Regions from separate parts of the Homo sapiens genome. Here region 2 is linked to region 1. A link is a contact called in ENCODE Hi-C or POLR2A ChIA-PET data. All regions are on one chromosome and are shown on one strand. The core of a region is the stretch at or near the end of the contact, and the rest is flanking DNA. Distances in the headings are between cores, read along the strand shown.

Region 1 (2,958 bases), core at 325-2,824:
AGTGCAATGGTGCAATCTTAGCTCACTGCAACCTCCGCCTCCCGGGTTCAAGCGATTCTCTTGCCCCAGCCCCCCAGTAGCTGCGATTACAGGCATGCGCCACCACACCCAGCTGATTTTGTATTTTTAGTAGAGACGGGGTTTCTCCATGTTGGCCAGGCTGGTCTCGAACTCCGGACCTCAGGTGATCCGCCCACCTTGGCCTTCCAAAGTGCTGGGATTACAGGCGTGAGCCACCGCGCGTGGGCCAGGCATTCTTAACAAGGGGCCTGGTGAGGATTCAGAACTGTGAATTTGCTTGGAATAAAAAAATATATATGTCTTTGTTGTCACCAGCATCTTATGGAAAATTAGCCCTTCATTCAATTCTTAGCGTAGGCTGGGTGCCGTGGCTCCCAGCACTTTGGGAGGCTCAGGTGGGAGGATTGCTTGAACTCAGAAGTTCGAGACCAGCCTGGGCAACAGGGCAAGACCCCCATCTCTACTAAAAATACAAAAACTAGCCAGGCATGGTGGCGCACACCTGTGGTCCCAGCTACACAGGACACTGAAGTGCCAGAATCGCTTGAGCCTGGGAGGCACAGGTTGCAGTGATGAGCCAAGATGGCACCACTGCACTCCAGTCTGAGCGACAGAGGCAGACCCTGTCTTAATAAATAAATAAAAAATTCTTAGCATAGACAACAAAATACGGCAGTATTAGCAGGACCTGTAACTTTTCACCAAGCGGAATCACAGATGTTTCCTAGCTATGGTGCAGGGGCTGCAGACGTTTCCGTATCATCAAAGCCTCATTTCCACTCCTCACTCCTTCCAAATCACAGTCGCAATTAGACCTGCCGCTAGATCGCGTTCATAAGGGAAGCACTTAGATTACTAAGTCGCCAATCAGGTTTCAAGACAATCTTTTAATAACTGCCTCTCCGTGTAACTGATTTCCTTGCAATTCTATGGATTTTATTCCATGCATTTAATAACTTTATCTGAGCAGAGGTCCGCAGGCTTCAGCTGATCCCAAAAAAGTCCCTGGAGCAGGACAGGCTCTGCGAGAGGCCCTTACCTCCCAGGGGTGGGGAGGGAGGTGGAGGGTCCAGCAGGGTGGCGTGGATGTCCTGGGTCCTGTTCCTTCCCAGGCCCGGCCCTGTGACCTCGAAGACCCTCAATGGGCCTCAGTTTCCCAGCCTGTCAGGCAGGCCCCGCTCTCTCCAGGGCATCTCAAGAGCAGCCTCGCGGGCCGTGCCCTGGTCTCGGGGACGTGAATGGGGCCCCTCCAGCCTCCACCCCGAGCGCCTTCCTGAGGCTGGAGGCTTGCGTCATGACCTACCGGGCCTCGGTTTCCCCGACTGTACTCTGGACGCAATAACGGCGACCGTTCATCGCAAGCCGGGCGGGGAGCCCGAGGAGCGGCCGGCTCGGAGAAGCCCGGAGAGGACCGCGGCCACGACGCCGGCACCGACCCCCGACGCCACCACGACACCCGAGGCTCCCACGGCCCCAGACCCGCGCGGCCCCACACCCGCCGCCGGTGCCGCGCTCACCTGACAGCACCGCCATCTTGGCCTCGGCCTTCAGACAACCTCTGAGGTCCGTTCTCCTTAGCGCTCCGGGTTCCCGGGGCCGCCGCCCAAAGCGGCTCGGAGCGCATGCGGAAACCGGAACCTGGAGCCGGGAGGTTCCGCTGCGCTTTCGGCCTCCGTGGTCGTGTTGCGCCGTGCACCCCCAGATCACCCGAGGCGGAAAGGTCATCGGAGTGCGCACGTGGGGGCCGCGGGTCTGCGGCGGACCGACAAAAACAGAGGCGACACTCATTTTCTTGTTATTCCAGGAGGGCAAAAGTCACCACGCGTCCCTGGGTGGGCTCGAACCACCAACCTTTCGGTTAACAGCCGAACGCGCTAACCGATTGCGCCACAGAGACGACACTGCGCTCCGGCGCCCTGGGAGACCTTACAAAGGATGTGGGGCCTGCTGACGCGAAACGACTGCGCCTGCGCAGGGAAGGCGCAGCGCGGGACGGAGTCCCGGCGAGAGCGACTCTGCCGCCCAGCCGAAATAGCTCAGTTGGGAGAGCGTTAGACTGAAGATCTAAAGGTCCCTGGTTCGATCCCGGGTTTCGGCAGAAGTTTTAGCGCCTCTTGCGATCACTGATGTCTTTCGTTCAGGATTGGTCCAGCTGCCTCGCAGCTATCCCGGACCCCTTACCGCAACATCACCGCATTCTGCAGAGGAGTCGCCGCGATGTGGACTCATCCCAAAGTAAGGGGGCTCAGACCTCACAACCCCAAAGCCTCCTCTTCCCACCCCTAAGAGGTCATAATTTCAGCTCAAACTTCCCCCTTCCCTGACACACCCTCGATTTTCCATCTTGCTTAAATTGATAAGTTTACAACCAGTACTAATGATATAAAAACTAACACTAAACACCCAAACTAGCAAAACAGAGTTTGCAGAACGCTTTCTGCATGCATATCATTTAATTTTCACAATTCCACTGGAGGTTTTGTCTGCCTGTTTTATGATTACAAAAACAGAGGCAAAGGCCGGTGCGGTGGTTCACGCCTGTAATCCCAGCACTTTGGGAGGCTGAGGCAGGCAAATCACCTGAGGTCAGGAGTTCAAAACCAACCTGGCCAATATGGTGAAACCCTGTATCTAAATCCCAGCTACTCGGGAGGCTGAGGCAAGAGAATCACTTGAATCCGGGAAGCGGAGGTTGCAATGAGCTGAGATCGTGCCACCGCACTCCAGCCTGGGCGACAGAGTGAGACTCCATCTCAAAAAAAAAAAAAAAAGAAAAAAGAAAAAGAAAAAGTAAAGAAAACAGAGGCTCAAATTAGGTGAACACAGGTGACTAGCAAGACTGGGGGCCCCTTGAGGACCACAACAAGTGTTTACTGAATTCGTGCCATGGGCTGGGGACCCACTGCTGAGCAAAGCCAGGCCTGGTCTCTGTTCTTG
Region 2 (2,958 bases), core at 340-2,839, 790 kb before region 1:
GCAGCGTTTCCTTTTGGGGTGATTAGAACGTTCTGGAATTAGACAATGGTGACGACTGCACAATCTGTGAATATACTAAAACACACTGAAATGTACACTTAAAACGGGTGAACTTTTTTTTTTTTTTTGAGATGGAGTCTCGCGCAGTTGCCCAGGCTGGAGTGCAGTGGCACGATCTCAGCTCACTGCAAGCTCCGCCTCCTGGGTTCATGCCATTCTCACGTCCAGCCTAAAACAGGTGAACTTTATGATACGTGAACTGTCACAACAAGGATGTTATTTCAAAAAAAAGAGGAAAAATATTGCCAGGCGCAGTGGCTCACGCCTGTAATCCCAGCACTTTGGGAGGCAGGGCAGGCAGACCACGAGGTCAGGAGTTTGAGACCAGCCTGATTAACATGGTGAAACCCCGTCTCCACTAAAAATACAAAAACTAGCTGGGCCTGGTGGCACACATCTGTAATCCCAGCTACTCGGGAGGCTGAGGCAGGAGAATGGCTTGAACCCAGGAGGCGGAGGTTTCAGTAAGCCGAGATGGCGCCACTGCACTCCAGCCTGAGTAAAAAGAGTGAGACTCTGTCTTCAAAAAAAAAAAAAGAAAGAAAGAAAAGTGGCTGGCCGGGCACGGTGGCTCACACCTGTGATCCCAGCACTTTGGGAGCCCAAGGCGGGTGGATCATGAGGTCAGGAGATCGAGACCATCCTGGCTAACATGGTGAAACCCCATCTCTGCTAAAAATACAAAAAATTAGCTGGGCGTGGCGGCGGGCGCCTGTAGTCCCAGCTACTCGGGAGGCTGAGGCAGGGGAATCACTTGAACCCTGAAGGCGGAGCTTGCAGTGAGCAGAGATCGCGCCACTGCACTCCAGCCTGGGCCACAGAGCGAGACTCCGTCTCAAAAAAAAAAAAAAGGAAAGAAAAGAAAACAAAAAAGAAAAGTGCGTCCGAGGAGTGGGAGCTGCATGCTGTGCAGAACTCCACAGGCCCAGAGAGCCTCCAAGTGAGTTTCAGTCACTCCCTCCCAGGGCCTTCTTTCCTCCCCTGGGGTTTCCACACTAGCTGATGAATTACCTACAAGGTTATCACTATTTGCACAATGTGACCATCTGTTATCTTCACGTCCCTGGAGTCTGAGATACCAGGAAGGACGTGGAGCCGGGCAATCACTTCTGTGATTCCAATGCAAAAGCCGCCCCTTCTTTTCTCCAGGAAGCCCCACTTGTAACTGCCGCGCATACATTCTGGGCACTTGAATCTGTGTCTCCAGAGCTGCAGCCCGCAAACGAGGCCCAAATACACTCCCATTACGCTAACTTCACCTCAGGTCCTTCCCTCAGGGGGACACAGTGGGCGGGGACTGCACGCAGCAAGCCTGGATCTTGGCCAGGGCCTGCCGGACATGCATGGTCCCAGGAAGCACTCAGGAAATAAAAGCAGGGCTACCCCCAGGAGAAGGCATGTACACGAACACGGAGCGACACCCGGCGGCGGTCGGTGCCCGGGACCCCAGGCGATGAAAGGCACAGCTCTTGGCGTCTCCTGGCCCGCCCTCGGTGGTGGGGCTGCCCCAAGCTCTGTGAGTGATGAGCAGCATCCTTGGGCTTCCCCCACCCCGGTGGTGACAACCGCAAAGGTCTCTAGACGCCACCAGGTGTCCCCTGGGGGCAGAGCCACCTCCACCCCTGAGAACTGCTGTTTGAACCTTCCAGGGCCAGGAATTCATTCTTTCAGCCTACAGGCAGGAAGAAGAGGGCTCAGTACAATTCGGGACCAGAAGGGCTCAATGCAGGGATCCTCCAGGTAAAAGGCTCTGCCAGTGCCACAGCATTCTCGCAGTCCTTCCCCTGGAGGACTCCTCTGGGGCCCCTGCTGTACCTTAGACCCCACCACACAGCCTGAGGCTGAGGCCCAAAGCTTATCAAAGTTACCACTAGCCTGGGGCAACACAGCAAGGCCCCACCAAAAAATACAAAATTTAGCCAGGCGTGGTGGCTCATGCCTGTAATCCCAGCTACTCAGGAGGCTGAAGGAAGAGAATCCTTTCAGCCTGGGAGGCGGAGAATGCAGTCAGCAGATATCGAGCCACTGCACTCCAGCCTGGGTGACAAAGCAAGACCCTATCCCAAAAATAATGAGAGAAACAACACTCTAAAGGACAGGTTCTGGGAGACTCTTGGAGGGGGACAGGTTCCAGGAGACTCCTGGAGGGGGACAGGTCCCGGGAGACACACGTTCCGGGAGACTCCTGGAGGGAGTGGGCCCTTCCCCCATGCCTTGCCCTGAGGATCCATTTCTCAGTATTCATGGGCATCCCACAGATCGTCCTTTATCATTAACCAAAGGACCTAAGTGTTTCTCGGGAGTTCTGTGAGCCACTGAGGCAATGTAATCAAGCCGAGGTAAGGGTGACGGGAACCTGGATTTACAGCCGACCGGTCACTCAGAAGCACAGGTCACAACGTGAGGCCTCTAACTGGCATGGAAAGTGGGGGAGTCTTGGGGACTGAGCCCTTACCCCGTGGGATCTGAGCCTGTGTCGAGGTAGACATGCTGGAAGTGAGTTGAATCGGGGCTGCCCAGTAGGAAACACAGAACTGATGAATCCCCGGGTACCCGTATCTGGTTCCGCAACTCCTCTGTGTTGACTGCGGAGAGCACAGGAGGAACCGTGTTGGGTCCTTCCTACACCTCACACTGCTGGAAGATAAAAACAGCTCCAAGCAGTCCGTGCCCAGTGAGGCATGCAAAATGCATCAGGTCCAGAGAGACAAGAGCAAGGATTTCAGTCACGCCTCCCAACCACACCAGGGGCAAGCGTGGAAAGGCATCTATCTGTTCCTGCATCCTGGTCTCGGACACTATCTTCCTGTTCCTGGAATCTGTAACACCAAGAGTGATTTGCAGCCATCAATGGCCAATATTACTTGAACAAAAATTCTTTTTTCCTTTATCTAATTT

Evidence for each region. Hi-C counts contacts between places; a loop is a spot of excess contacts on that map. ChIA-PET counts read pairs that join two places held with the same protein, here RNA polymerase II (POLR2A). Pooled maps may share reads with other maps.
Region 2: a loop to region 1 is called in a pooled map, with 4 times the contacts of the local background. The contact joins the enhancer-like site here to the promoter of NDUFS7 in region 1. A Hi-C loop is called at or near these places in 1 of 37 single-sample maps with no recorded cell type and 5 of 50 pooled maps. POLR2A ChIA-PET finds 5 or more read pairs at or near these places in 1 of 52 experiments (activated CD4-positive, alpha-beta T cell).

The regions. Positions count from the first base shown.
Region 1 is chr19:1,382,523-1,385,480 of GRCh38, reverse strand. It overlaps NDUFS7 (NADH:ubiquinone oxidoreductase core subunit S7), which reads right to left and starts at 1,574. Exons shown (of 8, transcript NM_024407.5): 1 at 1,539-1,574. The coding sequence starts at 1,554. It overlaps TRF-GAA1-6 (tRNA-Phe (anticodon GAA) 1-6), which reads left to right and starts at 2,047; the gene lies at 2,047-2,119. It overlaps TRN-GTT2-6 (tRNA-Asn (anticodon GTT) 2-6), which reads right to left and starts at 1,918; the gene lies at 1,845-1,918. RefSeq lists silencers at 1,445-1,504, 1,755-1,894, 2,075-2,204.
Region 2 is chr19:2,170,147-2,173,104 of GRCh38, reverse strand. All of the region lies in intron 1 of DOT1L (DOT1 like histone lysine methyltransferase), which reads right to left. Among named protein-coding and RNA genes, the nearest start is that of DOT1L, 7.7 kb to the right of the region's middle. RefSeq lists enhancers at 870-1,464, 1,550-1,919, 1,465-2,059. Within about 2 kb of position 1,589, at least 15 of the 41 ENCODE cell types and tissues checked have a DNase peak (open chromatin) inside an H3K27ac peak, as active enhancers do.